Linked DNA regions of Homo sapiens: region 1 is linked to region 2. A link is an interaction called in ENCODE POLR2A ChIA-PET data of the cell type or tissue named here. Cell type or tissue: Caco-2. All regions are shown on one strand. Each heading gives the region's core, and the rest is flanking DNA. Links, peaks and the distances in the headings are about the cores only.

Region 1 (5,383 bases), core at 74-5,073, 93 kb before region 2:
ATGGTTGTAAACACTATACCTATTGCCTTTTAGGATCGCAGAATGAAGTGTGGTTAGTGAGTGGTAGCACAGACCAATGATCAACAAAGGGTTCTCATATTAACCCAGTTTCCTGTCTCCTGCAGTGGCTCCTGTGAGTAGAACATGTAAAAGTTATAGTCCCTGTGTCCACAGCTAGCAATCAGCTCATGCCCTAAATATGTTAATTGACCTCTGTAAGGATTTTTACCAGAGTAAAACCGCCTCATATATCGTTTGCTTTCAAAACATATTGATGACTCTTGAAGGAGTTGGGATTATCTGAACACTGATATGTGTTTCTTTAATTACTCGTTGCTTTCTTAAGGGTTGCTTTTATCAATAGTACCCATCAACTGTATTAATTCCCAAGTGTGCCCCACTCAAGCTTGCAGACAATATGTAACAACATAGACAAATCACTTCAGTTAGCTGTGAAATGGCTTTGATGGGTTGGGTAGACCAGATTCTAGAGTTTTATATCCCTTGTGTTCTACAATTGAATTTAGTTCCAGAATTGTATTGAACAAATACAAACTTTCATCTTATATGATGATACCTGGCTTACATAGAATTAATTTGGTTATTTTTTCTGGTTTCTTTTGAAAGAAGTATTGCCACAGGGCTCAGGAATGTAAAAGACTAAAAAAAAATTGGACCAAGTGAAACATGACTTTTACTAGTGCCTTTTTTTTTTAAAGGCTATATTTCTCCTTAAAATGTGTGAAAATTTGCTACTTTTTGAAATCATAATAAAAAATATTTCAGCTTTGAGTTCTTTCTTTTCATCATTCTCCTTTTTCTTCTTTGTGATTAATTTAGTACTATCTTAGGCAAGATACATTTACAGGCAAATTATTTTCTTTGTCAAAAAAGAATCGAATTATGAATTTAAAATCTATTTCTTGCATCAGTTGAAAGAAAATCAAGTGCTTCAATAATGGAATTGACAAATGATGGATTTACCTATTGATAGCAGTTTGGATTCCCTGGGAAGTCATCTCTGAGGTGGGGACCAGTGGGCATGAAGATTTTTAGGGAAGACACCTGGGACCAACCCATGTGGAAGGGAGGGCAGGAAGCACAGTGAGGCAGAAGGAGAAGCTGGGCTCTGTTGCAGTCTCAAAAAGGCCTCAGCTGGCCCCATGAACACCTGAGGATGACTCTTCAGAGTTACTCTGATTTGGGGCAAGGTTGTGGGCCTTCATCCTCTTCCTTCAACCAACTGGACAAGGGGCATGCGAGGAGACGGAGTGAGACTTTGGATCAGGCATTTCTCTTTAGTTAATGCAATTCCAGAAGAACTGACTGCTGCAGCACTCCTGGACCCTGCAGAGTAAGTACTTCAGTCTGCAGGAGGATCTGACAGCACACTGCAGCTCCACTCTGCTATTCACTTTTTCGGTTCTGGCTGTCTTGCAAAAGCCAATGTCCCCCCCCCCCCCGTTTTTTGTGTGCCACTCCCTCCTTTGAGCATAGAACCCCCATCCATTCTAATCACCCACCTGTGCATTTTTATTCCTATTGCTTCTCAGGCTTCTCGCTTGGCCAATTTCTGTATTTACCACTTCTCCAGATCCATTTCAAGAGACTTCTCTAGGGAGACTTCCATCACATCTCCAGCTCTCACCAATCGCCCATGACATTCACTATTTAATAATTTGGAACTCGTCATGAGATATCTCAATATGTATCATGTATTTTGTTTCCATTTGTTTGTTTTTTTCTTTCTGTAAATTATAGCAAGACTATGATGGTTTCAGATTGTTTACAATCTAATAAGGAAATAAGCCCTTTGTTTTTCATGTTTTCTAGCATTTTGTAATACACGCATTAGAGGCTCAAAAATACTTGTTAAATAAGTGGATCTCTGCTTAGCTCCTTAGCCAAGAATGTAGAGTGGGTGTAGCAAATGTATTGAATCACTATTTTAATTTCATAGTTTTAGATTTTTTATTTATGCCTATCTCTTCTGACATCCCAGATTTACTAATGATTCACTCAACAAATACGAATTGAAGTCTGCTGTGTTCTGACACCGTTGTGAGCAAAGGGGATATGGTGGTGATGTAGCTTGACTGTGTCCCCACCCAAATCTCATCTTGAATTGTAGCTCCCATAATTTCCACATGTTATGGGAGGGAACCAGTAGGAGATAATTGAATCATGGAGGCAGTTTCCCCCATACTGTTCTCATGGTAGTGAATAAGTCTCATGAGATCTGATGATTTTATAATGGGTTTCCCCTTTCGCTTGGCTCTCATTCTTTCTTGCCTGCCACCATGTAAGATGTGCCTTTCACCTTCCACCACGATTGTAAGGCCTCTCCAGCCAAGTGGAACTGTGAGTCCGTTAAACCTCTTCTTCTTTATAAATTACCTAGTCTCAGGTACATCTTTATCAGCAGCATGAAAACTGACTAATAAAGGTGGTGAACAAAGCAAGGGACCTACCATCACAGAGATTAAATTCCAATGAGAGGCAGATAATGCAACTGATACAGAGATGAGCAAGATGGTTACACAATGTGATAGCTGCTATGGCAGCAATAAACATAGTGCAGAGATGAAATATGCCACCTGAGGTCTGGGATGAGGTCATATCGCCTTCAGAAGAAAATGATTTTGCTACGACCCAAGAGAGAAGACAAGCATTTCAGGCAGAAGGAAGGGAATTCAGGAGGCAGAAAGAACTCTGTGTCCTTTGAGAAATGGAAGCATTCAGAGGGGTTAGATGGTAGTTTGCTCAGGGGAACATGGTAATGGATGAGGTTGGAGAAGGTGTCGGTCAGGGCAAAGTGGTTGAATTTTATCCTAAGAGCAGTGGGAAGTCAGAGAAGAGTGAAAGTTTCTTGTCATTGTTACTTGTTTGTTTAAAATAGAGGATAGAGGCAGATTTGCCATGAAACTAATGAAGCTTAAGCTTCAGGACCTACCACTTGTGTGAGTCCTTTTAAGAACCTGGGAGGTGGCTCACACCTGTAATCTCAGCACTTTGGGAGGCTGAGGTGGGCAGATCATGAGGTCAGGAGTTTGAGACCACCCTGACCAACATGGTAAAATCCAGTCTGTATTACAAATACAAAAATTAGCCAGGTGTGGTGGCATGCTCTTGTAATCCCGGATACTCAGGAGGCTGAGGCAGGAGAATCGCTTGAACCCTGGAGGAGTAGGTTGCAGTAAGCTGAGATCATGCCACTGCACTCCAGCCTGGGCAACAGAGCAAGACCGCGTCTCAAAAAAAAAAAAAAAAAAAAAAAAACAGAAAGAAAACGAAAAGAAAACCAAACCTGGGAGGAACTGTAGCTTTTGTAGCTTTGTATGTGTTCAAGGTCATGCAAGGTCATGGTTTTATAAAATTGGCAATTGTTTAGGACCACTCTCTTTTTCCATACTGACATCTGTTCCATCACACTCCCTTTTGTGGAGTGGCATTGGACTGGCCATAGTCATTTTTGATCTTTGGCTCCAAAGAAGTTGACTGGTATACATCTAGCTTGGGCTTGGTGAAATACAGTTACATGGCTCATAGCCATTTCTGTGTTTGGCTAATGTTGTTAGCCATCTCAGTATAGGTGCTGCTTACCCAGTACTATGACATGAAGTACAGTGTACGACCATTGGTTTTCATCGCAATGTGAGTGTGTCTTACAGCACTCAGCCCTGGGAGTAAGCAGGTAGTGGAAAGGAAACGATTTGAGGTATATGTGGTGAATGCTAGTCCATGGGACATTCTAGTCATCAGATGCCTACAATTCTAAGCAGAGGATTTATTCTTTATTTATACTTATCTTTTAGGATAACAAAGCACAATTATAAATGCCAATTTTTTTCCTTTTCAAATAAGAATTGTGTAAAATAGAACTTAGAATTCTTGTGTTTGTATGATAAGCAGTGAGGATACGTGTGCGTATGTATATGTGTGAAGTTGCATGTTAAATTATCAATACAAAAACATCTACATTAAAAAGCAAATTTCTTCCAACCACACTACAAGTAAGATTGAATTACCTTTTTGTTATCTGTATAGGAAATGATATTACAAAAAAGTGTTATATGAGGATGTAATCAAAGGCGATGCCGTGAGAAATTTAAATTAAACGTATCATAGTAGTGTGTCCAATGGATAATTTATAAAAATGGCTTTTCTATATATTTAGTTTTGTATTTAACTTTATATTTATTTGGGGGTTCTTTTTCTTTAAGAACTCCCTTCCCCAGTTTTATAAGTTTCCAGCCTCACAAAGCCTGGATCCATCTCTGATGGGAATGATGCCGTGATCTGATTTCTATTTTATGAAAGTGCTGGCTGCCATGTGGAGGGAGAGCAGATCAAGAAGGAACAAGAGTAAAATTAGAGACATATGATGTCTTTGGATGTCTTTGCATCCAATGACAATTCTTTTGAATTGTTACTAACAAGGAACATCAAAATGGTCCAGTGTTGTCATTGGTCTTCATTCACTGCTTTGCAGAGTCAATAGAGTATCTGAAGGGGGATTGGTCCTGAGTACCACAGCACCACTTCTCAGACTTTAATGTGCATATGGGTCCCTTGGGAGTAGGTCTGGGGTGCAGCCTGGGATTCTGCATTTCTAGCAAGTCTTCAGGTAGTCCTGTGGCTGGCTCAAGGACCACATTTGGAGTAATAAGGTAGCAAAACACTAGGGATCTAGAGGCAGACTGGCTGTGTTTGAATCTTCACTTCACTACAAACTTTGTGACTTGTTAAGTTATCTAAAGTTTCTAGTCCTCAGTTTTCTCATCTATAAATAGGGATGCTCATAATAGAATCAATCATTCAATTTATTGTAAAGATTAAATGAGACACTTCATGTTAAGAGGTTATCACAATATAAGGGTACAAAAAATGCTAGATATATTTGTTCTAGCTGCAGACAGCCCACTTGGCCTTTTGGGCCAAACTTGACTATGACGTCTTAGGAAGGGTTACTGAAGTTTCTTATGTGTATTGAAAGAAAGCAAGGGCCTACCCCTACAACACAGGCTAAGTAAAATTAGTCTGGTCAATGCAAACTTATAAACAATGAAATATATTTGCAAATCAAAATTACCAAGTACAATAAATGTTGAGTTCAGTCAGAAATGTGCTAGATGTTGATAAATCACAGATTGTTGTATCCAGAATGGAAGTTAAAAGATCTTGTATTCCAATTGCTTCATTCTGCAGACAAAACAGAAACAAACAAACAAACATAAGGCTCTCCCTGAGGCATTGTGGCTTTGGCCATCACATTCCCTGTGGGTCATGTCTCCTAACTGAAAAGCAACAGAAACCATGATCGAAATATTTTATTAATTCTTTGCAATCTATAGAAAGCAATCTTTATTCAACCCCCCTTATT
Region 2 (5,383 bases), core at 69-5,068:
TCTCTTTTCCTTTGGGTTGATTTTCTACTTAGTTGTTCTTTAAAAAAAAAAAAAAAAAAAAGATGCTGAATTTCAAAAGTTCTTTCAAATTCCTTTTAGAAACAGGAGGGCTATAGGCCGGGCTCAGTGGTTCACTCCTGTAATCCCAGCACTTTGGGAGGCTGAGGCAGGTGGATCACAAGGTCAGGAGATGGAGGCCATCCTGGCTAACACGCTGAAACCCTGTCTCTACTAAAAATACAAAAAATTAGCCAGGCATGGTGGCGGGTGCCTGTAGTCCCAGCTACTCAGGAGGCTGAGGCAGGAGAATGGCGTGAACCTGGGATGGGGAGCTTGCAGTGAGCCGAGATCGCGCCACTGCACTCCAGCCTGGGCAACAGAGTGAGACTCCGTCTCAAAAAAAAGAAAAAAAAGAAAAAAAAAAAGAAATAGGAGGGCTACAAATCTCACTCACATACACACAGACATATATACAAACATGTATTTATTATATCTAACATAAAACTTCACATAATTAGCATTGTATCATGAAAATGTTCTTGGCACTGGAATCTCTAAGATGATCCAGGACAATCCCCTCTTTTTATGGTACAGACCCTGAAGCTAGAGAGAGAACGTGACTTGTCTGGGATCACACGACTCTTTGGAGTCAGAGCCGGAACTAACCCTAACCCAGGCCTTTGCAAGCCCAATCAGAACCCTGAAGGCAGCATGAGAAGCTGGTTATTTGCTGAGCCTTACACCTTGACATTTCTGCCAGGGGCTAAGTCCTCTGCCCGACAGTCCTCTGTCCTTACCACCCTCCTAGGCCTCCACTTTGGTTAAATCTCTTCAAATGAATGTTCAAACACCAATATTCCGCCTTTTGCATAGCCTGCCCCATACTCCATTACAGATAGTCCTTCTCTGTGCTATTCTCGATCTTATTTTTTCTTTGAATGAAGGGAAAGAACTTCTACTCTTGGTGTTAACTTGAATGAAACCAACTAATGAACAAGAGCTAGCTCTTATTGTTGGGTTGAAACACTGTACAATTTTAAAATTTCAAATCCCCATGGCATGAGCCATGCTCAAGCATCTCTCGCTATGATATTTTTCATCTCTCTTTCTTCCCTGAATTTCCCATTGCTACCATCCTCTGAGAGGCCCACATTATTTCATTCCCAGCTGTTGGTTTGCTTGGGCTGCCATAACCAAGTACTACAAGCTGGGTGGCTCAAACAACAGAACCTTATTCCCTCACAGTTCTAGGGGCAGAAGTCCAAGATCAAGGTGTGTGCTGGGTTGGTTCCTTCTGAGGGCCCTGAGGAAAAGATCCGTCCCAGCACCCTCTTGTTGACTGTGGATGGCCATCTTCTTCCTGTCTCTTCACACTGTCTTCCATCTATGCTTATCTCCGTGTCCAAATTTCTACTTGCAATAAGGACACCAGTCATATTGGATTAAGACACCCTGATGACCTCATTTTAAATTGACCACCCCTGTAAAGGGCCTGTCTCCAAGTAAGTTACAGTCAACAACAGTGGTTTGAACTTCAAGGTATGAATTTTGGGGGAGATGTGATGCAACTGCCCTTGAATGCAAAGGTCATTTTGACATTTTTCATTTCCGTGCTCAAAGTCTTCCATTGTCCCCACTTACCAAATAAAGTCCAAATTCCTCACTTGGGCGTGCAAGCTCCCCACAGCCCTGTTCCTATGTGTTGTTGTTATTTATCTCCCTACATACCCCATGGTTTTTTATGCTGCAGTCCAACCATGCTACTCTCAGATTCCAAACACACCCACACTTTTCTGCCTCTGCGCCTATGCTCATGGGCTCTTTCTGCACAGACTGCCCTCTTACTTCACCCCCACAGGCCCATCTCTGATGCCCTTTCTCCATGATGACTCCTCAGTCCCGCTCAGAAACGTCTCCTCCTTCCCAGGGCTTCTTTTGCTTATCTTGCTAGAAATGAAGGGTTATGACCATTGTCATAGTCACAGTCACTTGTGTGTTCCCTGATGCTAGACTGTACCTTCCTTAAGAGCAGGAACTTACTCATCCTTGCATGCCTCTCAGTGCCTTTTCTTTCTCAACTCCCCCAAAGTGAAGGCTTGTATCTTTTGTGAACAAATCAGAGGAAAAAGAAATATTCTGTTATACAGATCGATCATCATAAAACTTCAGGGGCCTCTAAAGCAGCTCTTGTCATAATAGTGGGCAGGCCACACATGATGTAGGTTAGTAGATAGTGGAATAAATAAAATAAGCATTAGGTGTAAGATTTAAGATTGTTGGTGTGTGGGTATGAGCAGTGTTAAATGGGCCATCATCATTTTTACTAGGAAATTCCCTTTGTCCTCATCATTTTCCCCTTCCAACAGAAAATTCCATGAAGCTCATTTCTAAAGAAAAGTAAATACCCAGATGGCCAGAGGGATGACCTTTCTCTAACAGAGGGGATGGATTTGTTATCCAGCCAAATGTTTGAAATTCTTCCACCAGCATGCATAATTGAGAGAGATGTGTTAATTACCCTTACATGACAGCTGGTAGGACTTCCTAGACAAACTCTGAGAGGAGTATTGATCTGGAATCATTGTAAGTCACTGTACTGTGGTGATATAAAGGTAAAGCCCTCGCAACAGTTTTGAATGAGCAGGTCAATGTGTGGGGCCTCTGTGAACTGGGGCCTGCAGGCATGTGGCAGCCAGCCAGTGTTCGTCCAGCAACAAAAGGACCAGTGTGGTTCTTTGCATGACATTTTAATGAGTGATACAAGGAAAATCCCAAAGATGTAATCCCTTTTATTATAATAGCTCTATGGCTCAAAATGGGTTGTTATCAAAGAGAAACACAATTCCAGAAAGTGAGGATAAGATTTTTGTTTTTATCCCCTGTATCTGTGAACAGCATTCTCATCATTGACTGTTATTTAAGGGAACTGAGTGCACAGCGTTTGACTCAGCACTGTGGACATTTTGAAGAGGGAGCAGAAAATACGATCCGTGCCCTCGAGGAGTCACTATCTTGGCACTTGGGTGGAAAATAATTTAATTCTCTAAAGTCTTTTCCAGGTCCAAGATTTTATGATTCAATGAAGAAGAAAGAGATCATTTTATCTTTAAACAGCAAAAATGTCATGAATATCCTTTTGTCTAAAAAGCAATTCATATTTACTAATATAATTTGTCATACTGCTGCTACATTAAATTTTTCAGTGTTTATATCACAAATCTGCACAAGGGAGCTTTTGAATTTATTTTTCCCTTCCTGTTGTGGACTAAATATTTTTTCTTTTACCTGGAATCACATGAAATATGGGATTACTTGACTTTTCTGAAATCCAATATAACGGTATGTCGGCTTCCAAAGTAACCACTTTGTTGTTCATTCATACATTTCTGGAAAAACTATCTGGTTTTGGTGGAGTCTAGGGAAAATACGCTCCAGGTTTTTTTTTTTCCATAAAATGTGTAGAAGAAAAATATACATCTCTTTTAAGCAACTGGAACCAATTTAAGGCTTTGGCACACACAGTGGAAAAATCAATGGAAGTTCAAAGTTGAAAGGCAAAGTTGGCCTCTACAAGTATCACTAAACTTGTGTCCACCAAGAAAAATAAGGAGAGGATTTCTGACAACCAACTAGGATGGCAGGTCAAATAATCAATCATCAACCAATCAATCAACATGGTTTTATTGAAGACGTTTTTATTTATGTTGGATGCTGGGAGATGGAACCCACGAGATTTAGACTTTCTTTCTCTCCTTCAGAAAAGTTTTCAATTTAACCAGGGAGATAACAGGAACATGCCTTGAACAATAAGGAATAAGATGCTATATTGATAAAAATCAAAAGTCTACAGGGCTGGGCATGCAGGAGACTTCATGAACACTGAGTGATCCAACCAAGGCAGAGCCTCCACACATTCCTGAAATCCTTTTGAGAATCCATCCAAATTTTCTTCCCAACTAGACAAGAACTTATAGTCCTTGAGCCTTGTTCTTGTTGCCTGGCAACAACACCAGACTCTACTGAGCCCCAGGAGACCAATGTCCAAAGGCTGTCTACTTCCCATGCAGGTTTCCTCCACATGAAAAATGAGCTCATAAGTAGGACACCTATTCTCCTCATCTCTTTCTGGTGCTGGGAAGCCCTTCAAGTTTTTCTGGAAGTATTTGCTTCTTTGTTCCTTGCTTAGATGGAGAAAGTGAAATGAGGACCACCAAGGGGTAAGTTTCCCATTTATGTCCCAGGCAGTCACACTGGTGGTCCAGTCCCAGCCTCTCCATCATGTCTACAAATCATTGCAATATAATGTAAGAGGTGTCATTTATGTCACAGTCCTGGCAAGGAGTGACCACCATGAGTTTGCTCTCAGAGGGTAATGGAAGGCTCTAGAAATATGTGCCTTGAAGAAGAGGAAAGAAGATGGGAAGGTTTGAAGAAAGTGAGAAAAAGTGAGAGTGCTCAACCGTGTCAAATACTGCTGAGAGGTCAAATAAAATGAAGGGCTGCAAAAATGATCAATGAATGTGGCAATTAAACAGTTAATGGTGGTTTCATCCAGGGCAGTTGGTGGAGTATTGAGAGCAACAACCAGGTTGCCCTGCAGTGAGCAAGGGTTAAGAGGTGGTGGTGAGGAAGACTGGACAATTCTGTCATCTGAAATCTCCTATTAAGTTAGGTTCTTCTGGTTAGGGACACTGGGGAAAGAGGAGAGGAAGTGATTTTTAATGTCATAGAAAATGTTTTCATTTCTCCACCTTTCCCCTGTGTGAAGAGAGAAAGGGAACATGTGCAGACTAGCAGTGGAAGCTGCTCAGTGAGGGCACAAAAAATGCCAGGACACCTCCGGGCTCAGGGCAGAGAAAGGCCCACCGGAATCTGTTGGAATTAACACATTTGTTCTGTTCCCTTTTTTATCCCTTCTCTTCCCCTTCCTCCCTGTTCCGCTCCTCTTAGAAATAATTATTGCTTGGGTAGCTCTCTGTCAAATATCTTGAACTTTTCATGAAGAAACTCATCATGAGACTCTGACAAAAAATATAAAAATCCTGGGATTTTTGGTTTGTTTGTTTGTTTGTTTTGAGACGGGGTCTCCCTCTGTTGCCCAGGCTGGAGTGCAGTGGTGTGCGCACGGCTTACTGCAGCCTCAACCTCCCAAGCTCAAGTAATGGATCCTCCTACCTCAGCTTCCCGAGTCACTGGAACTACAAGTGCGTGCCACCACATCCAGCTAATTTTTTGTATTTTTTGTACAGGTGGAGTTTCACCATGTTGCCCAGGCTGGTCTCAAACTCCTGGGCTCAAGTGATCAGCCTGCCTTAGCCTCCCAAAGTGCTGTGATTACCAGCATGAATCACCATACCCAGCTGATTTGGGATTTTGAAGTCAT

What was found. ChIA-PET counts read pairs that join two places held together with the same protein. Peaks named below come from ENCODE experiments on the same cell type or tissue, not always from the same donor. Only the 100,000 strongest peaks of a DNase experiment are listed, where the experiment ranks them.
Region 1: POLR2A ChIA-PET joins it to region 2 with 5 read pairs; 2 of 35 experiments call an interaction of 5 or more read pairs at or near these places.

Annotation. Positions count from the first base shown.
Region 1 is chr13:97,398,804-97,404,186 of GRCh38, reverse strand. No RefSeq gene overlaps it. Among named protein-coding and RNA genes, the nearest start is that of RAP2A, 33 kb to the left of the region's middle. In Caco-2, for the core only: no CTCF peak of the experiment used is centred there; no DNase peak of the experiment used is centred there.
Region 2 is chr13:97,305,461-97,310,843 of GRCh38, reverse strand. All of the region lies in intron 2 of MBNL2 (muscleblind like splicing regulator 2), which reads right to left. Among named protein-coding and RNA genes, the nearest start is that of MBNL2, 86 kb to the right of the region's middle. RefSeq lists a cis regulatory region at 2,393-2,404 and an enhancer at 2,327-2,471. In Caco-2, for the core only: no CTCF peak of the experiment used is centred there; a DNase peak (open chromatin) is centred at 2,662.